Linked DNA regions of Homo sapiens: region 1 is linked to region 2. The links are chromatin loops, found by intact Hi-C in ENCODE. Cell type or tissue: GM12878. All regions are shown on one strand. Links, peaks and the distances in the headings refer to the core of each region. The heading gives the core; the rest is flanking DNA.

Evidence for each region. Peaks named below come from ENCODE experiments on the same cell type or tissue, not always from the same donor. Only the 100,000 strongest peaks of a DNase experiment are listed, where the experiment ranks them.
Region 1: it touches region 2 in a loop (3.0-fold over the local background); 4 of 110 quality-filtered maps call a loop at or near these places.

Annotation. Positions count from the first base shown.
Region 1 is chr9:38,506,284-38,522,242 of GRCh38, forward strand. No RefSeq gene overlaps it. Among named protein-coding and RNA genes, the nearest start is that of FAM95C, 31 kb to the right of the region's middle. In GM12878, for the core only: no CTCF peak of the experiment used is centred there; no DNase peak of the experiment used is centred there.
Region 2 is chr9:38,437,840-38,453,798 of GRCh38, forward strand. It overlaps LOC105376041 (a long non-coding RNA gene), which reads left to right. Exons shown (of 8, transcript XR_007061487.1): 4 at 1-13. It also overlaps the pseudogene ARMC8P1. Among named protein-coding and RNA genes, the nearest start is that of IGFBPL1, 21 kb to the left of the region's middle. RefSeq lists an enhancer at 5,353-5,647. In GM12878, for the core only: no CTCF peak of the experiment used is centred there; a DNase peak (open chromatin) is centred at 7,773.

The DNA of each region.
Region 1 (15,959 bases), core at 5,011-13,010, 71 kb after region 2:
AGTGTTGATATCTTTGGCAAAGCAATTTAAAATACATATTAAAAATTTGAAGACAATGGTACAAAAATAAATAGCCTTCACACATACAAATTACAATCAGAAGCTATAAGGGCAGAGATAACTACATTTACAATGGCAATAAAACATACTTAGGAATAAACTTACCAAGAAATGTACAAAGCCCGTAAGAAGAAAACTTGTAGGCCAGGAATTGTGGTTCACGCCTGTAATCCCAATGCTTTGGGAGGCCAAAACAGGAGGATCGCTTGAGCCTGGGAGTTTGAGACTAACCTGGGCAACAAAGTGAGACCCTTGTCTCTACAAAAAATAAAAAAAATTAGCTGGGCATGATGGTGCGTGCCTGTGGTCCCAGCTACTAGGAAGGCTGAGGCAGGAGGGTTGCTTGAGCCCAGGAAGTTGAGGCTGCAGGATGCTGTTTCATGCCATTACACTCCAGCTTGGGCGACAGGGCAAGACCCTGTCTCAGATACAAAAAACAACAACACACACACCAAAAAAACACTGTAACACATTTCTAAAAAACATAAAAGTGTCTTGAACAGATACAGAGACATTTGGATAGAATGCCTCAATATCATCAGTATGTCAGTTCTCCGGTAATTTAGCATATGAAGTCAATGCAATCCCAACTGAGATAACAACAGTAGGTTTTTTTGGTTGGGTTTTTGGATCTAGACAAGTTGATATTGAAGTTCATATGGAAAAATAATCACAAGGGTAGAAAAATACTATCAAGAGAAACGAGGGGGATTAACATCACCACATATTAAAACAACTGCAAAGACTGTGTAATTAAAACAATAATAATGGCCCACGAGTAAACAAATAGATGAATGAGATAGAACTAAAATCAAGCACACAAATAAAATCCAAATATTATGGAAAATTAGTAAATCATAAAAAGTTCATATCTCAAATCACTGGGCTAAAAAGGGGACTTTTTAAGTAAATGATGTAGCCATTTATTTTTCCAATGGCATAGCCATTTGAAAAAGTCGGATCAGTTTCTCACACTATACACAAGAACAAACACCGTAACAATGGGAAATATAAAGAAAGAGTCATGCATGATCTCTGTTCTGACTGCTTGAACTCTATCTGGGAGCAGTGCAATCTAGAGTTCTCCATTCAGCCCCCAAGTGCCCCTCTCCCTTTTGCTCCAGCCCTTTATTTATCCTCTCTGGGCTCTCAGGGTCTTGCCTTGTGTCCTTGTGCAAGTTCAGCTTAGTGTACAACCAGGACATCACATGACCTGCATGCAATCCTGGGGCTCCTTTCCTGCCCCACTCTTTCCTCTCTGGTGACTTTCCACATAAAATCCAGCCACTTCAAAAGCCCCAACATCTGATAGGTTTCATCACCCAGCAAGATCTCTGCTCTACGTTTGGGCTCCATTTCCTGGCTCATGGCTCTGTTCCCTTCACTTGAGAATTATAGTCATTCAGCCTGGCCAACATAGTGAGATTCTGTCTCTACAAAAAGTAGCCACATGTGGTGGCGTGTGCCTGTAGTCCCAGCTACTCAGGAGGCTGAGGTGAGAAGATTGTTCGGACCTGGGAGGTCAAGGCTACGGTGAGCTGTGATGGAGCCACTGTACTCCAGCCTGGGCCAAAGGGCAAGATTCTGTCTCCAATAAATAAATAAAGGAAAGAAAGAAAATAAATAAATAAAAGGAACTGTAGTCTGTACTGTCTGTTTTTCAAAACCTGGACACAGTTGTTTATTTTCTTCCCCTTTGACAATTGTTGATGGTGAAACAATAAATCTGCTACTTATTCCTCTGAGAGGGCTGCCCCCCACCTTTTTTGTTATTATGTTTAAAAATTGAAGAGATCATGTCACTATTACTATAGATTTTTCCTCTTTTCTATTTTTTAGTTTTTCATTTTTTAGAACAGGGTTTTGCTGTGTCACCCAGACTGGAGTACAGTGGTGAGATCATAGCTCACTGTAACCTCAGGTGATCCTCCCTCCTCAGCCTCCCAAGTAGCTGGGACTACAGGTGTCAGCAACCACATCTGGCTAGATTTTAAATTTTTTGTAGAGAGAGGGTCTCACTATGTTGCCCAAGCTGCTCTTGAACTCCTGGCTCCAGCAATCCTCCCGCCTTAGCTTCCCAAACTGCTGGGATTGCAGGGATGAACCATTGTGCCTGGCCTACCAAATTTTTCATAATCTGGATTTGACAGACGGTTTCCTCATGGTTTCACTTTACTTGTATCTCCATCCTCTATATTTTGCATGAACTTTTAACTGTATCTACAGATTTGATATATTTCATTTTTGTTTTATTGAGAATATTTCACTATAGTACTGTGTACTTCCCTTTGCATCAAAACAGAAAGCACAATGTCTGTTTAGTGATATCAAAATTGATTATTGGGTCCAAGTATTATCAGCCTGAGTCATCCGTTATACAGGTTCCTCATCAACCTGTTAAATACTTGGTATCCATTGATGTTCGTTGCCTAGACATAGTCCTCATTAGAGTTACAAAGTAGTGATTTTCTAATCATACTATTTCTCCTCTGTTAATTAGCTGAAATGTTCTGGCACTAGAATATTCATTAGTGAACTTCATTCCTAAGTAGAAGAAACACAATGAACAAATTCAAATGATAAATGGTCAGAGAAAAATGGAAAATCTGCAACTCTTACCAGATACAAAGGGCGAATTTCAATATTTTCGGGTTCTAAAAATGATCAAGATATAAAACAAAAACCCAACAGAAAACAATGTGCAAAGGGTATGAGGTTACAGTTCACAGAAAAAGAAAATACAATGACTCTTAGATGAACATATTTTCATACATATTTATAATGGGATAAATGCAAATCAAAACTTCAATTCCATTTCTTTGACAATTAGAATGACTAAGATTAAAATTTTAATTAAAAAATGTATGGGCAACATAGTAAGACTGATTTCTTAAAAAAAGGTAGTTATTCATTTCCGTTGGTAGAGTCGTTGGGTAAAAGGTACTTTCATAACATTTCCTACAAAAGGTACATTTTCTCTTACCATTTCAGTCAGCTGTTTCATAATCACAAATTTATCCTCTAAGTATACTTGTATATGTGTAAAATTTTTATTTAAAAAGTTATTCACTGTAATAAACTTTTCACTGCAATGAATGAATATTCATTCATTTTCTGTAGTAGCAAAAGACTAGAGCAACCCATTAATTATGGGTTGAGTACACAGAGTGTATCAATAAATGAAACAATACAATTTCACGTATTTATTTATTTATTTTTATTTTTATTTTTTGGAGACAAAGTCTTGCTCTGTTGCCCAGGCTGGAGTGCAGTGGCATGATCTCAGCTCAGTGCAACCTCTGCCTCCTCGGTTCAAGCAATTCTTCTGCCTCCGCCTCCCAAGTAGCTGGGATTACAGGCATGTGCCACCAAATCCAGCTAATTTTTGTATTTTTAGTAGAGACGGGGTTTCACCATGAGAGCCAGGCTGGTCTCGAACTCTTCACCTCAGGTGATTCACCCATCTCAGCCTCCCTAAGTGCCAGGATTACAGGTGTGAGCCACTGCGCCTGGCCAACAATTTCATGTGTTTAAAAATTAGAAAGCTCTTTATGTAGTTATCTGGAATTATGCAAGAGACGGTTAGAAGAAAATATGTGAGAATTACTTGTTAACTAGTGTCAAGGGTAATGTTTCCAGGATAAAAAGTTCATATAAAATAAGAAAGGGGTTGTTAAAAATTGACCTAAAGAACTTTTGCATGATGAAAATAACGTAAGTCAAAATGCATATAATAAATCTGAAAAACATTAGTAACCTGTTCATAGATAATTGGTTAACATCAGGTATGTGTGTGTGTGTGTGTGTGTGTGTGTGTGTGTGTCTATATGCTTTTAAAAACAGTGAAGAAAATCTTACCAAAAAATAAAAACTAAGCAAAAGACATGAGTGGACATGAATTCCTGGGACATGATCAGATGGAGCAAAGAGAAAATGAATAGTAAGATGATAGATTTAAACTAAACTATATTAGTAATTATACTATATGTAAATAAACTAAATAAATAAAATACAGACATTATAAATATAAATCAAGACCTACATATGTACTAAAACATATACAATTCGAATAGATAGACACAGATATGCACAACACTAAACATAGTAAAGCTTGTGTGACTATATTCATTTCAAATAAAATATACTTGAAGAAACCGGAAATGCCAGAGAAAGAGACTTCCTAATGATAAAACTGTCAATTCATCAAAAAGTCACAGCAGTTCTAAATGTGCATTTATCTGTAGCAGCTTCAAAATGCGGTGAGCAATATCTGTCAGAACTAAATAAAAACCTGTATCAACACACATCATAGTTGGATGTTTCAATGCCATTATCTCAGTAATTAATGAAATACTAAAAAAACTGTAAGAATGTAAAAGATCTGAACAAGTCAAATTGACTGAACTGACATTTATAGAGTATTACACCACAAAATGGCAGAGTAAAAATGGCAGAGTTCTGGGAAATAAAAATAAATTTCAATATACTTTAAAATATTAAAGCCATACAAAAACAAATAAGAATAAAGGAGGTGGGAGGAAATTTGGGAGGTGATGGATATATTTATGTCTTTGAGGGTGATGATGGTTTCTGGATGTATATTTATCCAAACTCATCAGGATGTATACATTAAATATGTATTGCTTTTTATATGTCAATGATGCCTCAATAAAGTGGCTTAATTTTTTTAATTACAAAAACCCATATGAAATATCTTATGTGAGCACAATAGTATTATGATAAATTAGAAATCAGGGCCAGGTGCGGTGGCTCACACCTGTAATCACAGTACTTTGGGAGGCCAAGACAGGTGCATCACTGAGGTCAGGTGTTGAGACCAGCCTGGCCATCATGGCGAAATCCCATCTCTACTAAAAATACAAAAATTAGCTGGGTGTGGTGGCAGGCGCCTGTAATCCCAGCTACTCAGGAGGTTAAGGCAGGAGAATTGCTTGAACCCAGGAGGTGGAGGTTGCAGTGAGCCGAGGTCGTGCCACTGCACTCCAGCCTGGATGACAGAGCAAGACTCTGTTTCAAAAATAAATAGACAGATTAATAAATAAATAAGTTAGAAATCAGGTACTGAGAAAAATCACCAAACATTACAATTAAATTACACACTTCTAAATAATCCATGGTTACTAGAAGAAATTACAATGGACATCAGGAAACTTATTGAACTAAACAATTATGAAAACAAATGCCAAAAAATAGGAGATCTATCTAAGGAAGTACTGAATGAAAAATGCTTAAACAATAAATTATTAAACTTAATGATTCACTTAAGATGCTAGAAAAAGAAGAAATAAACTAAAAATAAATAGAAGTAATGCACTAGTAAAGAAAGGAAAAGAAGTCAGTAAAACAGGAAAAAAATAGAGAAAATTAAAACAAAAATTTGAACATTTAAAAAGAAATTAAAGTGAATAAATCCCTAAAAATAAAGCACAAATTATTAATACCTGGAATAAAATGGGGCATAAGTGCAATTCCCAGAGATATTAAAAATTATAATAAGATATTATGAGTAACTTTATGCCAATATATTAAATAACTGATAAAATAAATTTCTTGAAAGCCACAATTCATTAACCTGACATAGAAGAGAAAGCTAAGTAGCTCTATATATGTTAAAGAGAGTTCATAATGAAAAACCTTTCCAAAAAGAAAACTTCAAGACAATAGTGAATTCACTAGTGAATTCTTGAAGCATTTAAGAAAGAAATATCAATTTTGTAAAAGTATTTTTAGAAATAAAGAATGGATACTTTCTAACTTAAGTGACCAGTGTAACTTTGGTACCAATACATTACACAAAGTAAATATAGAGACCAATATTCTTCAAGAACAAGAGATGCAAAAATTTTTAATAAAATATATGGAAATAAATATACCAATATCATATATAATAAAATATATGAAAATATAGAGATCATATATAATATAAAATATATGAAAATAAATATAGAGATATATAAAATGTTTAAAATAAATATAGAAGGGCCGGGCGCCAGTGGCTCATGCCTGTAATCCCAGCACTTTGGGAGGCTGAGGCAGGCAGATCAGGTCAAGAGATCGAGACCATCTTGGCCAACACTGTGAAACTCCGTCTCTACTAAAAGTACAAAAATTAGCTGGGCATGGTGGTGCGCGCCTGTAGTCCCAGCTACTTGGGAGGCTGAGGCAGGAGAATGGCTTGAACCCGGGAGGCGGAGGTTGCAGTGAGCTGAGATCGCACCACTGCACTCCAGCCTGGACGACAGTGCGAGACTCTGTCTCAAAAATAATAATAATAATAAAATAAATAAATAGATATGTAAAAGGTATAATCTCTAAATATAGAGATATATAAAAGGTATAAGTATAGAGAAAATAAATATAGAGATATATAAAAGGTATAATATAACGATTTCTAATTTATTATAATACTGTTGTGCTCACATAAGATATTTCATGTGGGCTTTTTTTAATTAAAAAAATTTGGCTGGGCATGGTGGCTCATGCCTGTAATCCCAGCACTTTGGGAGGCCAACGTGGGTAGATCACGAGGTCAAGGAATCAAGACCATCCTGGCCAACATGGTGAAACCCCATCTCTACTAAAAATACAAAAATTAGCTGAGTGTGGTGGTGCGTGCCTGTTGTCCCAGCTACTCGGGAGGCTGAGGCAGGAGAATCGCTCGAACCTGGGAGGCAGAGGTTGCAGTACACTGAGATCGTGCCATTGCACTCCAGCCTGGCAACAGAGCGGTACTCCATCTCAAAAAAAAAAGAAAAAATATTTAAGCCACTTTATTGAGGCAAAATTGACATATAAAAAGCAGTATATATTTAACATATACATCCTGATGAGTTTGGGTAAGTATACATCCAGAAACCATCATCACCATCAAAGACATAAACATATGCAAAAGGTAAAAGATATATAAAGGTATATCATGACCAAGGGGGATTTATCCCAGGAATGCAATGTTGCTTTAGTATTTAAAAATAAATCCAAAGAATTAATCACATTTATAGAATAAAGGAGAAAAAGTACATGCTCAACTGAACTGTTGTACAAAGAAACATTTGATGAGATTCAATACCCATTAATGATAATAAACTTTCAAGCAAATACATTTCCCCAATATGATTTTTAAAAGTCTGCAAAGAAACCCAGTGCAGCTAATATTATAATTAATAATGAATTATTGTATATGTCCTTCCTAAAATTGGCAACAGGAGGAGGATTTCTATTCCCAATGCTTCTATTCCACATTGTATTGGAGCTCCTAGCCAGTGCAATGAGGAAAAAAGATGAAATAAAATACTAAGATAGTTTAGAAAGTAAGAAGACCATCTGCATTTGCAGATAGCTTGACTGTGTATATGAAAAACAAAGAAATCTACAAAAATCTACACGAACTAGTGAATGAATTAAACAAGTTTGGAGTATAAAAGTTCTGCATATAAAATCAATTGTGTTTTATTAAAGAGCAACAGCCAGCCAGGTGTGGTGACTCACGCCTGTAATCCCAGCACTTTGGGAGGCCGAGGCGGGCGGATCACAAGGTCAGGAGAGTGAGACCGTCCTGGCTAACACGCTGAAACCCCGTCTCTACTAAAAATACAAAAAATTAGCCGGGTGTGCTGGCGGGCGCCTGTAGTCCCAGCTGCTTGGGAGGCTGAGGCAGGAGAATGGCGGAACCCGCGAGGCGGAGCTTGCAGTGAGCCGAGATTGCGTCACTGCACTCCAGCCTGGGCGACAGAGCAGGACTCCGTCTCAAAAAAAAAAAAAAAGCAACACCCATTTGCAAAATGAAATAAATAGCATTGAAAGTATAAAACACTTAGGAATAAATTTAACAAATAACATGCAAAACACATACACTGAAAACTACAAACATTTCTCAGATAAAGACCACAAAATGGTGGGTGCGGTGGCTCACGCCTGTAATCCCAGCAATTTGGGAGGCCGAGGCAGGTGGATCACTTGAGGTCAGGAGTTCGAGACCAGTCTGGCCAACATGGTGAAACCCCGTCTCTACTAAAAATACAAAAATTAGGCGGGCATGGTGGCGGGCGCCTGTAATCTCAGCTACTCAGGAGGCTGAGGCAGGAGAATCGCGTGAACCCGGGAGGCAGAGGTTGCAGTGAGCCAACATCACGTCATTGCACTGCAGTCTGGGGGACAAGAGTGAAACTCTGTCTCAAAAAAATAACAACAACAACAACAACAACAAATCAATGGAAGGATACACTATTTACAAAGATCAGGTACTGGATATCGTTAAAATTTCAATTTGCACAAGGTCGATCTATAGATTCAATGTAATTTCTCATCAAAATCCCAACACGCATTTTTGTACAAATTAAGACATCGGTCCTAACATTTATATAAAGATTCAAAAACTTAGGATAGCTTCAGTAATCCCAACAGTGTGATAGTTGTCTGCTCATGCAAAGCCGACAAATGGAAAAATGGGACAGAAGAGAGAATCCACAGACTCACACATACATAGTTGGCTGTTTTTTGTTAAAAGTAGTAAGGCAATTGAATGGGGGAAATAAGATTCTTATCAATAATTTTTCTGGGGAAACTGAATAAACTTACAGAAAGAAATGGACCTGAACTACTGCTTCATACCATACTTAAAATTAGAGATTGATTAGAGACCTAAGCATAAAACATATGTCTTTTAAGTTTTGTTGGAAGAAAAACTTCAGGCAAATTAATTTGAACAGAATTTAACTGTGCAAAGAACGATTTGCAAATCAGGCAGCCCCTGAACCGACTCCCTTGCTGCTGCATGGTGGGAGAGGATTTATGGACAGAATAAAGAAAGTGATCTACAGAAAACAAAAGAGAGATACAGAATTGGACTGGTTACAGTTTGGCATGTGCCTTATTTGAACGTGGTTTGAACAGCTGGCAGCCTTTGGCACAAGAGTAGGTTACAACCTGTTCCAGTTCACTATGTATGGAGAGACCTTTTGATTCAAATTTAAAATACAAAAAGAGGTAGCTTTAGGCCCAACATAATTTAAGCACTTCTAAAAGGTAGAAGGGAAATAGCTTCATAACATTAAAAGAGCACTAACTGCTCAAAAATTATAAATAGGACTTGATGAAAATTTAAAAATCTTCTGTTCATCTAAAGGCAAAAGCACCATGAAGAAAATAAAAATGGGCCAGGTGTGGTGGCTCACATCTGTAATCTCAGCACTTTGGGAGGCCAAAGTGGGAGGATTACTTGACCCCAGGAGTTTAAGACCAGCTTGGCAACATAGAAAGACCTCATCTCTAAAAGCATAAAATAAAATAAATTTTAAAAGAAGAAAATAAAAATGCAAGTAACAGAGATAAAGAATACACTGTAGCTGCAATACTGATATATATATATACACACACATATATATATAGTTTTTTGTTTGTTTGTTTGTTTGTTTTTTAGACGGAGTTTTGCTCTTGTTGCCCAAGCTGGAGTGCAATGGCATGATCTCGGCTCACCACAACCTCTGCCTCCTGGGTTCAAGCGATTCTCCTGCCTCAGCCTCCCGAGTAGCTGGGATTACGGACTTGTGCCACCATGCCTGGCTAATTTTTTTTGTATTTTTAGTAGAGACGGGGTTTCTCCATATTGGTCAGGCTAGTCTCGAACTCCCATCCTCAGGTGATCCGCCCACCTCGGCCTTCCAAAGTGCTGGGATTACAGGCATGAGCCACTGTGCCTGGCCTGATATTTGTTAAATAATTTGTATCAAGAATCAAAAAATAAATTATCACTTAAAAAAGTCAGGTAACATTTGAGACTAATCATTCAGTGTTTAAAGACAAAAATGGAACATTTTAAATGTATGTACTATGAGCTCTTCAAAAGCGAAAAATTGTTCCAGTTTTTCTAACTTGAAATGAAAGTCACTGAAGTCTCTTACAGGGTAAATTATCATAGTGCTTTGGCTGGAGAAGCTCACACAGAAGCAGAAACAGTAAAAACTCTTCTTAAAATTTATTTTTCACAGCATGATTGAGTTACAATTGATACACAAGGAACTGCACATATTTAATGTGCACAGTTTCTCTTGAGTAGCTGACACTGCTGAATGCCGACTGGGTGAAACATCAGGCAAAATCAGGGCAGTGCCACTTCCGATGTTACTCTGACTCATCAAGTTAAAGACTCAACTGCAAACATATGGTTTGAGCTGGTATCTTGTTTATAGAATTTGACTTTCACCGAACAAATGAGCAAATCTACAGACCTGGCTGGACTTGTATCAGCACCCACTACTCTTCAAAGGATTTTTTTAAATGTGAATGCTCAGCAACAAATGTAAGTGGTGATAAATATTCAGAGTTGAATAACTTTATTGAATCTCATGGTTCTTCTGGAACAACTTTGTTTATATTTGCACTGTGGGTGCAAAAGCCATGACAGAAAATGGCTGGCACTAGGGCACAGATCAAGGCAGGGGAACCAGCACCAAATTAGTAGTGGTAGCATTCTTCCCTGCCACACACTGGGGGTTAAAAGAAAAAAAGGCAATTTCCCTTAAGAATGTCCTGGACGGCTGGGCACGGTGGCTCACGCCTGTAATCTTAGCACTTTGAGAGGCTGAGGCGGGTGGATCACAAGGTCAGGAGTTCAAGACCAGCCTGGACAAGATGGTGAAACCCCATCTCTACTAAAAATACAAAAATTAGCCGGGCGTGGTGGCAGACACCTGTAATCGCAGCTGCTGGGGTGGCTGAGGCAGAGAATTGCTTGAACCCGGGAGGCAGAGGTTGCAGTGAGCCAAGATCGCGCCACTGCACTCCAGCCTGGGTGACAGAGCAAGATTCCATCTCAAAAAAAAAAGAATGTCCTGAAAACGAGGCACTAAATATAGTTAACTTTATTAATCTTCTTCATCCTGCCCCTATAAAAAAATGCCTCTTTGGTATTCTGAGTGATGAAATGCATGGAGTCCACAAAGCATTGCTGTTCCGTGTTGTTGCATGATGGTTGTCTCAAGGCACAGCGCTCGGGAGGCTGCGCAGGACCAGCTGCATGGAACAGCATTTGGCTTGAAAGAATGATGGGTGGACAAACTGATTTTTCAGACTAGAATAGTTAGCAGAAGCTGTCTTGAAAATGAAGGATGCAAGTCCATTACTGTTGCCAGTAACAGAATTCATGTTTTCAAGCAAAAATTAGAACTTTGGAAAACTTTGGAATCATTAAGTATTCAGAAGGTGAGCTTCAAAAGTTCTGATTACTTAATGTTTCTAAGGAGATCGGTGGTGAAATGAATGAATGTGATTTATGGATAGTGTATGAAATGTCAATATTTGGAAATTCTGCATAGTTCAGTAATAAAATATTTTCAAATTTGTCACGGAAAATAGAGCCAAAGTGCAAGATAATCAATGGATATTAATGTACAAGTATACAAAAAGTTCACTGACAAGATTTCAGATTCCACATTGCAACTGACTTTCAAAAACTATCACTTGTTGAGTTTGGTCTGGCATCCGAGAGGGAAATCCTCAGGAAAGTCTGTTAAACTCCATTTTCCAACTAAAGGTCTATGTGAAGTGAGATTTTCTTCATATACCTCAATCAAAACCACATGTCAAAACATAATAGGCCAGGCGCAGTGGCTCATGCCTGTAATCCCAGCACTTTGGGAGGCTGAAGTGGGTAGATCACTTTGAGGCCAGGAGTTCGAGAACAGCCTGGCCAACACGGTGAAACCCCATCTCTACTAAAATATAAAAACTTAGCTGGGCATAGTGGCCCACACCTGTAATCCCAGCTACTCGGGAGGCTGAGGCACGAGAATCACTTGAACCCGGGAGGCAGGTGTTGCAGTGAACCGAGGAGGCACCACTGCACTCCAGCCTGGGTGAAGGGTGATACTCTGTCTCAAATGTTAATAATAATAGTAATGAATGCAGAAGTAGATATGAGAAGTCAACTATTTTCCATTGAAACAGACATTTAGGAGATGTGTAAGAATGTAAAATAACACAACTTGTCAATGCAATTTCTGTTTTGGGAAATATAGTTTTTTTCATTAAAAAAGGTAATTTTTGTAAATGTGATTTATTGTTATTTTGACTGAATTAACAAATATTTTTAAATTTAAAAAAGACAGGAAACCCAAATAAATGGGAAAATGGCTTGAACAGATCTTCACACAGGAATGGAAGTGTATGGAAAAGTGCCCAATGGTACCAATCATCAGGGAAACATATTAAACCACAGTGAGTGCCATGGTCACCCCGAAAAAGCAGGAGGGACCTCCACTCAAAATTTGGCCCAGATGTTGAGACTGACAATGCCACAAACACCAGGAGATACAAAAATGTTCACTGCCGACATAACTGAATTCTCTGGGGAGCCCAGGGCAGTCCTCTCCAGCAGATCCAAAATGACTTGAAGGAGCAAGAAAAAGAGACTGCCCCGGGATTTTACTGTGGTTAGGGGTGGTCTGGGATGAGAGGCCTCACATGAGGGCAAGGACTTGCATGGGCTGAATCTCCTTTCCGTGGGCACCAAAGGAAAGGAGTAGCAGCATTTCTTGTCTGCCCACATGTGGGGCACAGGGGGAAGAGGGAAGGGTGAGGCTGAAAAGCTGTCAGGAGTCAAACAGCAAAAAATGCAGTCAAAGTCCCCAGTGCAATGAGAAAGCACCACACACCCACTAGAAAGGCTGAGATGAAGGCCTGAGAACCCAGCACGCTGGAGATGACGTGGAACAACTGGAACTCTAAAGTCCTGCCTGGAGGAGGGTCACACAGCCACTTAGAAAACTTTTTACAGTTTCTTTAACACACACTTAATTCACAATAGAGCAATTCCACTTAGGTAATTCCTTTAGGTAATTCCTCACAGCAAAGTGAAAAAAAATCATAAAAATTCTTGTACTAGAATATTTATAGTTGCTCTTAGTAATAAGCAAAACTGGAAATAAACCATAAATTCATCAAGGGATAATGAATAAAGTGACTGTGGCATATTCCTACAATGGAATCCTACTCACCAATAAAAGAATACATTTACTTTACATGCAGGTGACCAAAAAAAAAAAAAAAACACATTGTGATACATGCAATAGCATGACTGACTACCAGAAATACTATGCCGAAAAAATAGGCCAGAATACTCAAGTACATACCGTGTATGACTTCATTTATATATAAAGTTCAAGAACAGTCAAATACACGGTCATAGAAATCGCAACAGCAGTATGATTTTTTGCATGGTGACTGACAGGGACACAAAGGAAATTTCTGTAGTAATGGAACTTTTCTATATTTTGAATGGATGTAAATATTTATCAAAACACACTGGAATGTATATTATGAACTTACTTTTCACAGAATGCAGATTTTACTATAATTATATTTTGTAAAAGGAATCCAGAAACAGAGAGAAGATACGTGTAATACATATATTCGATGATACTAATATCCAAAATATATAAAGAACTCCTAGAAATCAATTTAAAAAGACAAGATACCCAAAAAAAAATAGACAAAATACTTGAAAATCTATTTCACAAAAGAGGATATCCTAATCGTATAAAAAAGTCCTCAACATCCTTAGTCACCTGATAAATATAAATAAAACAATAATGCCACTATACACCTACCATAATGTCTCAAATTTAAAAGGCCTAAAATGCTGAGTTTAGCAAGAATTTGGATCAACTGGAACTGTCTTACATTGTTGGTAAAAGGATAAATTGTTTGAGTCACTTAAAAAATATTTTGGCAGTTCCTACTAAAGATAAACCCACACAAAAATATACACACATACGTGCACATCTTATGACCTAGCAAATCACTCTTAGGCATACACTGAAAGGAAGTGGGTACTTATGTCCAAGAGTCATGAACAATAATGTTCACAGTGGAGTTGTTCACAATAGCCCAAACCCCAGAATTATCAAATGCCTATCAAATCTAGAACAGGTATATGCATATTGGGGTATTCATACAACAGAATACTACACAGCAATAAAAATGAAGTACCGTGACATGCATCAAATGTCACCAAGGGCTTCCAGTTTCAATTAGAATACAAGAGATTCCTTGACCAAAACAAAGCCTGGTCGCGCCACCCCTCTCCTTCCTCTGTTCTGCTCCTGCACTCTAGCGACACTGTGCTTCCTGCCCTTTCTTGAACAAAAGAAGGTGTGCTGCTGAGAGACTAGTTTCTGAAAGGTCCTTTCCTGGACTTCTGACATGTCTGATTTTTCTCTCCTGAAACTCATCTTTGACTCAAGTACCCAATAATCCACCTCCCTAGTCACTCTCCGTATCCTTACTCTAATTTCCCACATCAATTGTTATGCACTGGATTACCTCGTTAATCTATTTATTGATTTGTTTACTTATTAACGCCTTCCCTCAACTAGAATGTAAGCTATTTGAAGAAAGGAGTCTTTCCTTTTCTTTCTTTTTTTTTTTTTTTGAGATAGAGTTTCCCTCCATTGCCCAGGCTGGAGTGCAGTGGCTCACTGCAACCTCCTCTTCCTGGGTTCAAGTGATTCTCCTGCCTCAGCCTCCACAGTAGCTGGGATTATAAGTGCTCGCCACCACACCCAGCTAATTTTTTTGTCTTTTTAGTAGAGACGGGGTTTCACCATGTTGGCTAGGCTGGTCTCAAACTCCTGACCTCAAGTGATCCGCCTGCCTCAGCCTCCCAAAGTGCTGGGATTACAGTCATGAGCCACTGCACCCAGCAAAGAAAGGAGTCTTATATGTCTCTTTAATTACCCAAAATAGTCCCAGCTAGATTTAAAGCCTATTAAATATTTGCTCAATAAATCTGTGGTTCAAGGGCTTACGTGTTATATCACTAAAATATTAGTTATAATAGAATGTTATATATCCATCAAGAGTGATTTTAAATATTTAGTTAATATGAATAAATTTTCTTCGGAGAAAAGAAAGTTAAAATGAAAATTTAAAATTGTATACTTAGCATTAGAAAAACTGTGCTGAACAAGGTAATGTATACAGAGCAGTTACTGTAGTGCAGATATTGTACAAATTTCTTGAAATATATGCATATTTGTCCAGCATTGTGTTAGGTCCTGAATAATTAGTTTAAAAAATCCCTATCTCTACGTAGTTAATATTTTATTGGGGGGGAGTGAAAAGATAGACTAGTAACAAGTAAGGAAACATAGAACAAAGTTGTGATAAATATGAAAATATTATATGAAGCAATGGAAAGGACTAGAAGAATCAACTTTAGACAAGGGCCTGGGGAAAACCTCTCTGAGTGGGTGATATTTGAGCTGACTCCTGAAAACTGAGGACAATTCCACGATGTGTGCGTGAATTTCTGGGCAGAAATCTGAGCAGTCTGTGTCTGAAAGGGACCAGAAACAACACAGCAGAATGTGTGAGAATTTAGCACTGGTCTGAACTCACACAGGTGTGAGATGAGGCTCTGGGAAGCAGGCAAGTGGGGAAAGCATGAGCATCACTGCAAAGCATTTAAAGATCAAGGGAGAGCTGAACCACAGCCCAAAAAGTGCACTGAGCTGTATTATGGACCTAAGCACTCTCTGTTGTTGTCTGAGGACTCTCTGTTGAAATAGCAGGTGTGAAGAGTATCCAGTCTCGTGATGTATGATAATACTCAGCACATTCAGGATACAGTCCAAAGCTATTCATTATACCAAGGACTATAAAACAATAAACTTGCACAAGAAAATACAATCTTTAGGTCCCAACACTGAGATGAGACAGATGTTGGTATTACGTGATGAGGATTTTAAAGTAGCTATCACAACAGTGCTCCAACAAGCAATTACAGGCATACTTGGAACAAGGGGAAAATACGAATTCATGGCAAAGAAATGAAAGATACCAGGAAGAACTAAATGAAAATTTTAGAAGTGAAAAAAATAATA
Region 2 (15,959 bases), core at 2,918-10,917:
CCAAAAACACCAGGTAAGCTTTAAGAGGCAGATCTGAGACAAGTCATGCTGGATAGCGGCATGTTCCTAGCAACTGTCTTCTTTGATGCTGGTGTTTAATGAAAACCAGGAGAAAGGCATGTTTTAGCTAATTTGTAGACAGGCTGGCATGGAGGAAATGACATAGATAGGTTACTTGGTCAGCGAATAGATTTCCTTTCATCTTCAGTTCAGAGACAGAGTGGAGTGGGCAGAGCCCAGATGTGTTGTTAGGGGGCCTGGGTTCAAATCCTGGAGTTTCCTCATCTCTGAATCAGGGGTGATACCCCCTGCCTTACCTAAACCACAGCTTTGTGAAGATCATATGAGAACAAGAATGTGAAAGGATTCGAGATCTGTAAAGTCTTGCCCCGATGGCAGGAATTAAGAATTCTTATTCTAACCTTCAAATGTTTTAGATCCAAGAACTGAAAGCCTACTCCAAAATATAACAAAAAATCCAACCATCACTTCTGGCGTCACAATATCTGTTTTGAACTGTGGGGGATCAAAGAGGGAAATGAGCCAAGAAAACACCAACAGGGGTGGGACTGTAAACTAGTTCAACCATTGTGGAAGTCAGTGTGGCGATTCCTCAGGGATCTAGAACTAGAAATACCATTTGACCCAGCCATCCCATTACTGGGTATAGACCCAAAGGATTATAAATCATGCTGCTATAAAGACACATGTACACGTATGTTTACAGCGGCACTATTCACAATAGCAAAGACTTGGAACCAACCTAAATGTCCAACAATGATAGACTGGATTAAGAAAATGTGGCACATATACACCACGGAATACTGTGCAGCCATAAAAAATGATGAGTTCATGTCCTTTGTAGGGACATGGATGAAACTGGAAACCATCATTCTCAGCAAACTATCACAAGGACAAAAAACCAAACACCGCATGTTCTCACTCATAGGTGGGAACTGAACAATGAGAACACATGGACACAGGAAGGGGAATATCACACTCTGGGGACTGTTGTGGGGTGCGGGGAGTGGGGAGGAATAGCATTAGGAGATATACCTAATGTAAATGATGAGTTAATGGGTGCAGCACACCAACGTGGCACATGTATACATATGTAACAAACCTGCATGTTGTGCACATGTACCCTAAAACTTAAAGTATAATAATAATAATAAAATTTAAAAAAAAAAGAAAACACCAACAGGGATAATAAGAGTCACTTGGGAAAGGAGATTCCCAGAATCCCACCCACGGGAAGAAGGAGGGAGCCTGAGTGCAGTGGATGGAAAAGACCTGAGGCTGGAAACAGACCAGAGGGACGGCTTGCAAGACCAGTGGACAGGGAGCACAGGAGGCAGCCAGAGGTGGGCAAAGACTGGAACTGGAAGGTCTGAGAGCATTTTTCCTTTCCTCCCTGTCTCCAGCTGGCCCCTTGGGCTGGGAGAAGGGAAAGGCTAAGAGGAGGATTTTTAGGAAGATCCCTCTGGTCACAGGATGGAAAATGGTTAGGAGGTAGGAGCCCAAGCAGGAGGCTACTGAGATAGTCCAGACAAAGGGGACAGTGGCCTAGACGAAGGTGGTGGCTGTCAGGTTGGAGAGATGTGTCTGGATTTGGCAGGGATTGGAGAGGAAGGAGTGGAGGATGACTTTGGGTCCCTGACTTGGATGAATGGGTTGGGGGTGGTGCCACTCCTGAGATGAGGATGCCAGGGGAGGAGCAGGAAGTTGGGGTGTTCAGATGGGGCATGTTCGACTGGGGTGCCCATGGGACATCCAGAGACAGATAACCAGGAGGCTGACAATTGGCCTTGTGGTCTGGAATTAGAGGGAAAGTCCAGGATGGACCCAGAGCATGTGGCTTACCTTTTGGTGCCAGCTGTGCCCCTTGGACCCTTGATGTTCCTTTGAAGTCAGCACCATGCCCCTGAGAGCTTCTACCCATCCTTCTCAGGGCCCCCTCTCCATCACGGTCCTCTTCCTGGGTATGGTTCAGCTGGTCAGGGTCCTTCTCACAGGGCAGGGCCCAGCCTGAGCATGTAGTTCAGATTTGTCTACCAGTGAGGGGTGGGGGAGGGGTGTCACTGTCCCCACTAAGGACCCCAGACATGAAACCTTTATCAATGTCTTAATGTCATTGTAGTGCCTGAATATGTTTCCTCTTTGGAAAATATAAGAAGGGTTCAAACTCCAGCTCTGCCAGCCTCTAGCTAAGTGACTTTGGGCTTTTACTTAACCTCTCTGAAGCCTCAGTTTTCTCATCCGTGAAGTGGGAATACATGTTACACAGGTTGTGAAGGGTTAAATGAGACAATAACTATAAGAACCTTATCCAAATGCCCAGCACACAGCACACATTCAATAAACAATGGCTATTATTATTGTTATTTTTATTAAGTGAAAAGAAATGAAAAAGAGTATGGCTTTATTAGACAGTTAAGAAAGAAAGGAGGTAGAAAAGAAAAGTTTTTGTCTTCTTCAACAACCAATTTTTTTTGTGGTAGCACTCTCTGAACTTTTCAGACATGCATGAAAATACCCTCCATGCACATTTTCTAATGTCCGGGGTACCAGCCAGAGCTGACCATTCCTAGCCAGCCATACAGCAAGGTCAAAATGAATGGAGAAGTCAAGGCAAACACAACGAGAACAGAGATTTGGACATACAGAGAAGAAAGAGAGAGGCTCTGGGAGAAAATGAAATAAAAATGGGATGTTTATGTGTGGGCTTGATTGCAGAACTTTTCCTTGATTCTCAGAAGGTCACAGAAAGTGGCAGACATAGAGACAAGCCAACACACAAAGAGAGAAAGGCAGCGGGGCCGCATGTGACACTCTGAGGTGCTGTCAGAGGCAGGCCTGCAGGGGAAAAGGAGAAACCGGGAAACAACCAGAAAGACAGTCAGCAAACTTATGTGGGTTTATGGTAGTCATGGACTTCCTCTTATTTTATTTTAAAAATTTAAGCTTTTTATTATGGAAATATGCAAACCCATGCAAAAGAAAAGGGAATAGTATCATGAACTGCCAGCTTCAACAACTGTCAACACATGGCCAATCTTGTTTCATTGATACTCCCCCATCCCCTCCTCCTCTCCTAGGCAGCCTATTATTTCATCACAGTTTTCATTTTTGTGTTTTTGTTTGAGACAGAGCCTCACTCGTCACCCAGGCTGGAGTGCAGTGGTGCAATCACAGCTCACTGCAGCCTTGGTCTCCCTGGCCCAGGTGATCCCCCCACCTCAGCCTCCTGAATAGCTGGGACCATAGACATGCACCTCTAAGCCCAGCTAAGCCTTTTATTTTTTGTAGAGATGGGGGTCTCCTTGTGTTTCCTTGGTTGGTCTCGAACTCCTAGGCTCAAGCGATCCTCCCCCGTCAGCCTCCCAAAGTGCTGGGATTATAGGCTCGAGCCACCACCCTGCCTGGATTTCATTTTTGAAAAGAATTCTGCTTTCTCCAGGGAATTCTTAAAGTGGTGTACAAGTGATCTGATACAGAAGTTTGTTCTCAAACCTACACAAGCCCCTGCCATTCTCTCATCTTGATTCTGAGAGAGCCCAGACTGCCCTGGCCATAGGAGCTGAAAATTATATTGAAATCAAAACTCGGCAGTCAGAGAGTTCTTTTACGATCATCCAGATTGTTAGCATTCAATGCCTGGCTCCCCAACTTGCTAGCTGTGTAAGTTTGGACAACATTCTAGATCTTTCAGTGCCTCAGTTTCCTCATCTGTGAAATGGGGTGATAATGTACCTTTCCCATAGGGCTGTTGTGAGGATGAAACGAGGTGGTAAACATACTAAATGTTTAAAACAAAGCTTGGCACATAGTAGACCCTCGAGGGATGTTAGCTTTCCATCCACCCGTTTAGGAAACATGAGTGAGTGCCAACTGTTGCCAGAGGTATGGGCAGGAGCTGGGTACAGGGAGCTAAATGAGAAGGGCCTCTGCCCTCGAAGAGCTCCCCATCCAGTGGGGTACACAGGCCTATGAAAAGTTAGCTCCAAACAGTAGACAGGTGGCTGTGAAACTGGGCCGTGTCCCAAGCAGTCCATCCCATCCCCTCAATTCAGAAGTGAGCAAACAGAGACCTATGGGGCCCCTGAGCCTAAGGAGCCACAGTGCTTAGCAGCAGAGCTGGGATGGACTCAAAGTGGATTTTCCTGACTGGGCCTCTTCACATGAGGGCTTCAAAGGAGGTCGGTGGCTCAGGAGGGCACCTGGCCCATGCTAGGCAAAGGTGCTGGGCTTTGGGTCAGTCTTTCTGCAGTAGGGAAGGGTAAGATTGGTCATGGGGCCAGGCATGGGCAGCCGCTCTGGCTCCTGGTTAACCAGGTGGGGACTGCAATTCACTGCACGGTCAGGGGCCCAAAGGTAGTGGAGTCCTTGGCACTTTCAGCCCTAGCAGAAGGCCAGGGATGCCAGCTCGGCTGAGCACAGCCATGCATGGCACTGGACTGGGGCTGGGGGATGGAAGGCAGAGCCTGTGGGGAATGGGAGAGGTCGCCACTGTTTACCAGATGCTCTGGGGACAGAGGAGCAGACAGGGTCCAGGCTCCGAGGGGGTAGAAACGCAACCACTGGCAGTCCCCTTTCAGTTCTGTGAAAGGAAAAACACCTTTCTTTTGTCAGAGCTGTCCAAAAGCGGGGAAAAGATTGAGAAAAGAAGCACTGCTCTTTGGGCATGAGGCCAGGCACTCGACTCTCATAGTATCTCATCCACACAGAGCCCTGGAAGGGGGACACTGGATCCATTTTCAGGATGAGAAGAGTAAGACCCAGAGAGGGGCACAGCTTGCCCACAGTCACACAGCTGGCGCGTGGTGGAGCTGGGACTCACTCTCATGGTCTTCCTGGCTCCAAAGCCCACGCTTTTCCACTGAGCCTGGCTCACTTAGCAAGATGGCAGGGTCGGCCTGGGAGGTACAGGGTTCCTACCCCTGACAGTGCCCAAATGGAGCTTCAGGGCTGCCCTGTGGGGAGGGAGAGTGACAGAGAGTGCAGAGGCATTCACACTTCCCGTGGGTGGGTGCTAGTCTGTGATTCCACTACTTCGAGTGGATGAGGGGCCAGGAGACAGCTCAGCCATATGCAGGCCAAGTACACACAGTGCAGAGTGTATGTCTCCCTGGCACCTGCCCTTCCTGCATTCTCTCCTTCCTTCCTTCCTTCCTTCCTTCACTCACTCATTCATTCAGCAAGCACTTACTTGGATTTATTATGTACCTTGTCTGAAGTCCAGAAGCTCAGGGTAGGGGTTGGGTAAGGGACGGCTGGAATTCACAGTTGAATAAAACGTGTTTCTAGCTTTTGAAAACCTCACAACTGGAAAGCGAGAGATGAGATGTGAAAGGCGTCCCTATAGCATGAAGAAGATGTGATGAGTGCTAGAGAGGACCCTCAGCCAAGTTCAGTGGGGCTGGGAGAGGAGAAGTGGGAGGGAGGAGGGAATGACTTTGGGTCAGGGAGGAGCGAGGAGGAGGGCCCAGAGAGGCGATAAGGTCTGAGCTAAAGTTTCCACCTGACCTCATTTGCTGTTTACACATCTGAGCAGGTCGCGGGTGTTCAGGATCCTGCAGTGTGAAGACACATATTTGCAGAATGCGTCAGAGGCCTTCATGGACAGACGGCCCCCTAGCATCATCTGATAGTCAAGTTTGTTTGTGTTTTCTTTTTCCAAACACTTGGTTGCAACCCATTTGTGGGTTGTAAAATCAATTTAGTGTTTATGACCAGCATTGTACAAAATGAGTGGGACAGAGTACAAATGACTTGAACCAAATTAGGACTACCAAAGGGCACTGAGCATGATAAGGGTATTGTTTTGTGAAAAGTCATTAAACATGCATGCACAGAAATTTGTTAAACATGCATGTGTGCACACACGCATCTCAACTGGGTCATAATTGTAACTATGAGTCGTGTGTTATATATGTAACACATACAATTGTGACTGGTAGTTAAAAAATTTTGTCTGGTCCAATGTCCTCATTTTACAAAGTAGGGAAAAAGGATTTGTGCAATGCAGAGCATAGAGAGAAGAGCATAGGGTGGGGCACTGGCTTTCTCTTGAGTTCTTTTATTTACCCTTGTTGTCTTTCCTCTAAAGCATAGTTAATGTTGACCTTGGTCCTAGAAACTCTGACATCTTCATTATTTTAGGAAATGCCAGAGCCGAGGTCACTTGTGCCCAGTGGTATGCTGGGAAATGTATCAGAACTGGCTCTTGAAAAAGTATGCATATGTATATATAAGCTTATTATAAATTATACTGATATAATACATTTTACATAATTGACAAATAAAACATGTACAATATCTTTATTGCAAATTCCATTCAGCCAATTAATTCTCATAGAGTGCTTTCCTTAATTTCTGCTGAATTCATCTGTAGCCAAGCTATGATTGCAATTGCTGAGTAAACATAGTTTCGACATGATTATTGGTTGATATTTTTATTTATGTTAAGGAGTAAGACAAATGGGAAACAACAAAGACTAGATGTAAGTCAGGACTTGTTTGTTGATTGTCAGGAGCTACTTTGCTGAGTGGGGTAAACGTTTTTGAATTCTGGAAGAATATTTTCTCAATTATTTCTGCTATGCACTCTGTAATAGCTACAAACATGTTTTTAAATCTGCATTATTAACATTTTCTCTGTCACTTTACAGGCAATCTACAAAACAATAAATCAAGCCCTGATTTTGTAGTGTTTGCCTATTGCCATGATATAAACGCTCCCACCATGGCTGATGTCAAGCGAGGTGATGTCACTGAATATGGAGTTGGAAAGCGATGCACAACAGCACATCATAACAGTGTTTACATGATACAGATGCAATAGATGTAAATAATCCCAAGAGCATAGATGATAGTAAAAGGTAGCAAAACAATAGGGAAGTGATGCGTTTTGTTGTTTAGAGACAGGGTCTCACTGTGTTGCCCAGGCTGGTGTCAAACTCCTGGGCTCAAGAAATCGTCCTGCCTCAGCCTCCCGAGTATCTGGGACTATCGGTGCCCACCACTGTGCCCAGCTTGAAGAGATGAGTTTTGAGTCTTTTTTTATCTTTGTTTTTAGTATAACTTATTTAATTATAGGTTTATATAATTTAATTTTTAAAAACAATGGTGGTGCTTCACAACTGGCTTGCAGAATTCCTTAGAGCATGACAATTGGTTCTTCCAATTTGGCACAAGCCAGCCTCACCACCTCTACATCTACCTCAGACCTCCAAGGCAGGATTCTGGGGAATGAACTAGGGGATTCATGGGATTCACAAAGGCAGGGCAGGGCTGGTGCAGAATCAGACATCCCAAAGTACACATGGCTGCATTGCAGAAGGCATCACATGGATGCACACTCACACGCACTCTGCACACACCCCTTCCTCCTTCCCTAACCCACTCTGCACTGAGAAGTGGGAACCGTTTCTTCTGTGCCCACAAGGTGGTCAGCGCCCTGCTCAATGAGCACAATGAGGGACCTCAAAAGTCCTGGGCAGCTGATGCTTCTGATCTCTGCTCTCTGGGCCTCAGTTCCCTGGCAGAGAGTCCCATGGAATTAATCACCATTCCCTGAGCCTGTTTGGCAGGCACTGGACTGGTCTCTGAGGTGAGAGGTGAGTTGGCCACAGCCTGGAAAGCCAGGAAACTCTGGAGCTCCAAGAAGCCACCTGAGTGAGCCAAGGACTGGGACAGAGGAAGGGGACGTGAAGGGGAGCCTGACTCCCACACTTGCTTCCTCCTGGGTAAATCATCACACCTCGCCTGGCTTCAGTTCCTCATTTTAAAAAGGGGCTGATACAACCTACCTCGTAAGATTCTAGTAAAGGTTGAGTTAGGTAATATAAAATAGCAGAGTACCTGGGACATAGGGACACAATAAAGTGACACCAATCAGTGAAAGCTACTATCATAGGTTTAACTTACTACTACAGAGTGATCATGTTAGGACCAAAAAAAGCAGAAGGATGTGGGAGACGCCACCCCGCCCCTGCCGGCAAAGACGATCAGTGGCACATGTTGGAGAATGGAGGGAGGAATATAGATAACTGTGTTCTAGATGCAGCATGTAGGTGTATGTCACTCTTCAGATTGACCCTCATTGTATTTATCCTTTAAAATAAAAATTTAATTGACACATTGTAATTCTACATATTTACGGAACACAATTTGATGTTTTGGTTTATGCATGTGCTGTACAATGATCAAATCTGGATAGTTAGTATACCTATTGTCTTACACATTTATCATTTATTTATGTTGAGAACATTAAAAACCTCTGCTTCAGCTATTTTGTAGTATACAATACCTTACTGTTAGCTAGAGTTACCCTACTGTGCAATAGAACACCAGAATTTATTAATCTTATTTAATTATCACTTCATACCCATTCACCAACTTCTCCCCATTCTTCCTTCTCCCATTCCCTCCCTGGTTTTTGGTAACTACTGTTCTACTTCTGTATCACCTTTTTAAAAGATTCTGCATCTGAGTAAGATCATTTGGTATTTGTCTTTCTGTGTCTGGCTTATTTCACTTAACATAATGTCCTCCGGGCTCGTGCATGTTGTTGCAAATGATAGGATTGCATTCTTTTTTATGGCTCAATAGTATTCCACTGTGTATGCACCACAATTTCTTTATCCATTCATTTGTTGTTGAACACATGGGTTGATTCTGTACCTTGGCTATTGTGAATAGTGCTGCAGTAAACATGGGAGTGCAAATACCTCTTTGATATACTGATTTCATTTTCTTTGGATAAATACCCATACTGGGGGTTGCTGGATTATATGGTAGTTCTAGTTTCAATTTTTTTGAGGAACTTCTATACTGTTTTCCATAATGGCTGTACTAATTTACATTCCCACCAAAAGTGTGTAAATGTTGCCTTTTCTTCACATCCTCACCAACACTTGTTTTGTCTTTTTGAATAGCCATTCTAACTGTAGTGAGGTGGTATCTCATTGTGGTTTTGATTTGCATTTTCCCTAATGATTAGTGATGTTGAAATTTTTCATGTTGGCCATTTGTATGTCTTCTTTTGAGAAATGGCTATTAAGGTCTTTAGCCCATTTTTTAGTTGGGTTAAATAACTAGTTGTGCTGTTGAGTTGTTTAAGTTGCTTATATATTCTGGGTATTAACTCCTTGTCAGATAGTTTGCAAATCTTTTATCCCATTCTGTAGGTTGTCTTGTCACTCTGTCAGCTCTTTCCTTCACTGCACAAAAGCTTTTTATTTGGTATAATCCCGTTTGTCATTTTTGCTTTTGTTGCCTGTGCTTTTGAGGGCTTACTTTAAAAATCCTTGCCCAGCCCAAATATCATCAAGCATTTCCCTGATGTTCTCATAGTTTCGTAGTTTTAAGTTTTACATTTAAGTCTTTAATCCATTTTGATTTGATTTTTGTATGTGGTGAGAGGTAGTGGGGGTGTCTCATTTTTCTGCATTTGGATATCCAATTTTTCCAGCCCCATTTATTGAAAAGAGTGTCCTTTCCCCAATGTGTGTTCATGGCACCTTTGTGAAAAATCAGTTAGTTGTAGATTTATGAATTCATTTCTGGGCTCTCTGTTCTGTGCCATTGTTCTACATGCCTCTTTTTATGCCAATACCATGCTGTTTGGGTTAGTATAGCTTTGTATTAATAGTATATTTTAAAGTCAAATAGTGTGATGCCTCCAGGTTTATTCAGGATTGCTTTGGCTATTTGGAGATTTTTGTGATTCCATATACATGTTAGAATTGTTTTTTACATTTCTGTGAAGAATATTATTGGTGTTTTGATAGGGATTGCATTAAATCTATAGATTGCTTTGGGTATTTTATAGCTATTTTAACAACATTAATTCTTTCAGTGTATGAACATGGACCATCTTTCTATTTATTTGTGTCCTCTTTAATTTCTTTTATCAATGTTTTATAGTTTCCAGTGTAGAGATCTTTCACCTCTTTGGTTAAGTTTATTCCTAGGGGGTTTTTTGTTTGTTTGTTTTTTCTTTCTTTCTTTTTTCCTTCCTTCCGTTCCTTCCCTCCCTCCCTCCATCCATCAGTCCCTCCCTTCTTCCCTCTCTCCCTCCCTCCCTCCCTTCCCTCCCTCCCTCACTCCCTCCCTTCCCTCCCTCCCCCCCTCCTTCTTTCCTTCCTTCCTTCCTTCCTTGTATAGCAATGATATTTTTATATTTTGATTTGGCCTTCTGACACCTTATTGAATTCATTTCCTAGTTCTAATAGTTTTTTGTCAAGTCTTTAAGACTTTCTAGATATAAGATTATGTCATCTGCAAATAGAAACGATTTGACTTCCTCATTTCCAATATGAATGCCTTTTATTTTTTTTTCTTGCTTAATTATTCTGGTCAGGACTTCCAGTACTATGTTGAATAGAAGTGGTGAAAGTGGGCATCCTTGTCTTATTCCTGAACTTAGAGAAAAATCTTTCAGCTTTCCCCCATTCAGTATTATGTTAGCTGTGGGTTTGTCATACATGGCCTTTATTGGATCGAGGTACATGTATTCTATGCCTACTTTGTTGAGAGTTTTTATTTTGAAGGGATACTGAATTTTGTCAAATGCTTTTTCAGCATTTAATGAAGTGATCATGTGGTTTTCGTCTTTCTTTCTGTTAATGTGGTGTATCACATGTATTGAAATGCATTTATTGAACTATCTTTGCATCCCTGGGATGAACCTCACTTGATGATAGTGAATGATATTTTTAATGTGCTATTGAATTTGGTTTGTCAATACCTTGTTGAGAATTTTTGCATCTATGTTTATCAGAGATATTGGCCTGTAGTTTTGTTCTATTGTGTGCCCTCATCTGGTTTTGGAATCAGCATAATGCTGGCCTTGTAAAATGCATTTGGAACTATTCCCCTTTCCTCAATTTTCTGGAATAGTTTGAGAAGAATTGATATTAGCTATTCTTTAAATGTCTGATGGAATTTAGCAGCAGAGCCATTGGCTCAAGGACTTTTTGTGATGAAAGACTTTTTATTACTGATTCAATTTTCTCACTTGTTTTTCTCTATTCAGGTTTTCTATTTCTTCATAATTTAACCTTCAGGTGTTATATGTGTCTAGGCATTTATCCTTTTCTTTTATGTTTTCAAATTTGTTTGCTTATAGTTGTGATTCATGAGTCTCTTATGATCCTTTGTATTTCTGTGATGTCAGTTGTAATGTATCCTTTTTCATCTCTGACTTTATTTGCATCTTCTCTCTTTGTTGTTAGTCTAGCTAAAGGTTTGTTGATTTTATCTTTTCAGAAAAAAGAACTCTTTTTTGCTAAGTTTTTAAAAATGGCTTTTTTTTTGGCCTGGTGTGGTGGCTCATGCCTGTAATCCCATCACATTGGGAAGCTGAGGCAGGTGGATCACCTGAGGTCAGGAGTTGGAGACCAGCCTGGGCAACATGGTGAAACCCTGTCTGTACTAAAAATACAAAAATTAGTTGGGCATGGTGGTGGAAGCCTATAATTCCAGCTACTGGGGAGGCTGAGGCATGAGGATCACTTGAACCTGGAAGGCAGAGGTTGCAGTGAGCTGAGATCACACCACTGCACTCCAGCCTGGGTGACAGAGCAAGACTCCATCTCAAAAAAAATAAAAAAATAAAAAATAAATGAAGTAAAAATTGCTTTTCTTGGCCTTGTTTCATTTATTTCTGACCTCGACTTTATTACTTACTTATTTCTAACAATTTGGGGTTTGGTTTGTTTCTGTTTTTCTAGTTCCTTGAGGTGTGTCATTAGGTTATTGGAAATCTTTCTTCTTTTTTGATGTAGGTATTTATGGCTGTACACTTCCCCCTTAGAACTGCTTTTGCTGTGTCCCATTGGTTTTGATACAATGTGTTTCCACTCTTATTTTTCCTCAATAAATTTTAAAATTCCCTCTTTAATTTCTTCATTGACCTAGTGGTTATTTGGGAGCATGTTGTTTAATTTCCATACATTTGTACTTCTGTTGTAGTGTTCCTTCTGTTATTGATTTCTAGTTTTTATACCATTGTGGTCAATAAAAAAATTCTTGAAATGATTTCAGCATCTTGCATTTGTTAAGACCTATTCTGTGGCCTAATACATGATCTATCCTGGAGAATGTTCCATGTGCAGTTGAGAAGAATGTGTATTCTGCAGTGCTGGGTGGAATGTTCTGTACGTCTGTTAAGTCCATTTGGACTATGAGCAGTTTAAGTCTGCTGTTTCTTGTTTTTTGTTTGTTTGTTGTTGTTTTTTGTTTGTTTGTTTTATAGAGACAGGGCATGTGCCACCGAGATCAACTAACTTTTAAAAATTTTTATAGAGAAGGAGTCTTGCTATGTTGCCCAGGCTAATCTTGAACTCCTGGCCTCAAGTGATCCTCCTGCATTGGACTGCCAAAGCATTGGGATTATAGGCATAAGCCACCATGCCTGGCCTAAGTCTAATGTTTCTTTCATGATTTGCTGTCTAGATGATCTGTCCGTTGTTGAAAGGGGGATGCTGAAGTACCCTACTGTTATTGTATTAACAATCTGTCTCTCCTTTTAGAGCTAATAATATTCATTTATGTTAGGGTGCTTCATGATATAGTATTCATAATATTATATATTCATCATATATTAGGGTGCTTCAGTGTTGAGTGTATATGTATTTACAGTTGTTAATCCACTTGTTGGATTGATTCCTTTGTCATTAGATAATGACCTCCTTTGTTGCTTTTTATAGTTTTTTACTTAAAATCTATTTTATCTGATAAAATGTCTAGCTCTTTTATCCTTTCAGGAGTATGAGTACTCCTGCTCACTTTTGGTATCTGTTTGCATGAAATATCTTTTTCCATTCCTTTACTTTCAGTCTATGCTTGTCTACCAGTGAGGCTAGTCTCTTGTAGGGAGCATATAGTTGGGTCTTGTTTTTAAATCCATTCAGGAGCTCACTTTAAATTGGAGAATTTAATCCATTTATATTCACGGTTATTATTGATAAGTAGGATGTACTCCTGCCATTTGATTGTTTTCTGGCTGTTTGGTAGATTCTTTTTTCTTCCTCTCTTACTGCTTACCTTTGGTTCAGTGGTTTTCTGTGGTATTAAGCATTGTTTACTTTCTTTTTCTTGTTTGTGTGTCTGTTTTAATTTCTTTTTTTTGTAGTTATTATGGGGCTAACACAGAGTCTTGTAGTTATAATAGACAACTTTAAGCTGATAATAATTTAACTTTGGTTGCATAAAAATGCTCCATACTATTGTTCTCCTTCCACAATTTATATTTTCATTGCCTTAATTTATATCTTTATTGCATGTTCCTTAGCCACTAATTGTAGCTCTTATTGACCATTTTGACTTTTACTTTTCATACTAAAGCAATGAAAGATTTACATAGCACCATTATAACACTGGGGTAGTATCAGTTTGATTATGAATGTACCTCTACTGGTTATTGATTTTTAGCTTCCAGTTGCAGCACTCCTTTAAGCATTTCTGGTAAGGCTGGTCTAGTGGTAATAAATCCCCCCAGTTTTTGCTTGTCTGGGAAGGTCTTTATTTCTCTCTCATTTCTGAAGGATGAGAGTTTTGCTAGATATTGTGTTCTTGGTTAACAGGGGTTTGGTTTTGTTTTGTTTTTCAGCACTTTGACTATGTCATCCCATTCTCTCCTTGCCTGCAGGGTTTCTGCTGAGAAATCTACAGAGATTCTAATGGAGATTCCCTTATATGTGACTGATGCTTTTGTCTTATAGCTTTTAGAATTCTTTCTTTGTCTTTGATTTTTGGCCATTTGATTATAATGTGCCTCAGAGAGGATCTTTTTGGGTTGAATCTAATTGGGGATCTTTGTGCTTCCTGGATCTAGATGTCCATGTCGCTCCCAAAACTTGTAAACTTTTCAGCTATTATTTTGTCAAATAGATTTTCTGTGCCTTTGTTTATCTCTTATCCCTCTGGCATTTCTATAGTACAGCTATTTCTTTGCTTAATGATTTCCCTTAAGTCTCATTGACTTTCTTCATTCTTTTTTTTTCAGGTTCAGACATGTATATATTTTTTACTTACAAGTTTTCATCTGACCAAAATTCAGCATAACCTTTATTGAACACTTAACAATTGTTTTGTATTTAAAATAACATTTCATTCAAACTTTATATAATTCAGTAAAGTTTTTGTACAGCAAGCAATGCTTAAAACCTGGAAAATCTGTAGAAAAGACATTTTCACACAAAATGAGGAAAGAAAAATGTGAGGTATCCCTCATACACACATATACATTCATTCTGGCCCAGGTACATGTGCACACACACACACGCACACCTGTGTGTTCACACAGACATATTCATTCTCACTCACAAAGTGGCTGCAGCATAGGCAAAAGATTGTAGGTCCAAAGGAAAACGACTGATTGTTCTAATAAAGAGTCCATGTAGCTAAGAAAAAACTAAAACAAAACACAGTAATCTTCTGAGGAAATTACTACCTCAAAAAATGTTCTCAAGGTGAATTTGAGATCTAAGCCTACTAAATTACTTTTGCACAACAGCTCCCTGCAGTCCAAGGCAACTTGTGCAAATAGAAGGAATCAAATGAAACTGGTTTCTGTACTTTCTTTTTCTTTTTTTTTTTTTTTTTTTTGAGGTGGAGTCTCACTCTGTCACCCAGGCTGGAGTGCAGTGGTGTGATCTCAGCTCACTGCAACCTCTGCCTCCTGGGTTCATGCCATTCTTCTGCCTCAGCCTCCCAAGTAGCTGGGACTACAGGCACCTGCCATCACGCCCAGCTAATTTTTTGTATTTTTAGTAGAGATGGGGTTTCGCCGTGTTAGCCAGGATGGTCTTGATCTCCTGACCTCGTGATCCGCCTGCCTCAGCCTCCCAAAGTGCTGAGATTACAGGCGTGAGCCACCTGTACTTTCTTAAACAAGGATGTAGGATGCTCACAGGTGCCTAGGGGCGCTCTCATCATGCCAGGTACTGCTGCAGTGCCATCTTTGCCTTGTCACAAAGGTCTGAATCTGGTGGCTGACTCGGTTTATGTAGAATATCTATGATGCCCATGTCTCATAATTTATCCTGGCATTCTTGTGAACCTTCTTCTTCATTCCATATGAGGTTTGATATACAAAACATAGCTGGAAGCTGCAGTTTGACATGTGAATGGTCCATGTAATATTTGATTTTCTGAAGGATATCATCATTGGTCATAATACATTCTTTTGCTGTTGTCTCATCTTTTATATTGGCTAAGATGCACAGTATCTACTCTTTGACCTTAAAGTTATGTTCCCCTTCCAGAATAAGGATGACAGCTTGCATAATTTACTTTCCATGAGTACTCATTATTTTATTATATGAAGCCAGGTCAAGAGGATATTTCTAAGAAGTCCCAGTGTCTTCATCAGGACATTCAAATCTGAATCTGATAATAACCAGAATAGCTGTTCAGCACTCAAGCTTTGTAACATGTCTGCTTTTATTTTTTGTTCAGCCTGAAATGCCATATTCATTAAATCCCAAATTCTGCTCACTCATAAAGCAGGATTTTCACTCTGGGTTAATCCACAAAGTAGCTTTACAACTCCTGATTTTAAAATTGACTCTTTCCTTGGAGAAAATTCAAGAAGATTATATACCATGGAAGATGCTGCTACTAGGATTTCATCTGGTGCATTTTGTAAAACCTTCATTAAAGGTTTTCACAGAGTGTGATCCTAGAAACTGTTTTGAAGCTGCTGCACAGATCTGGATAAATGGTGCAAACATCTGAGAGCAGGTAACCGCACCTTGACACTAGACTCAGACAAGCCAGTCACAATTCAGTCCATCATATTTTCAGTCTCAGGGCTTTTCTTCTGAATGTCTTCATCATTTGCTCTAAGAGAGTCGTAGAGATTGAATGCAGCCTGGCAGAGTTCATGAGCATGTTTTAAATCATGATCAAGCCTTTTACTATCAGTGATGGCACTCAATGAGTTGGGA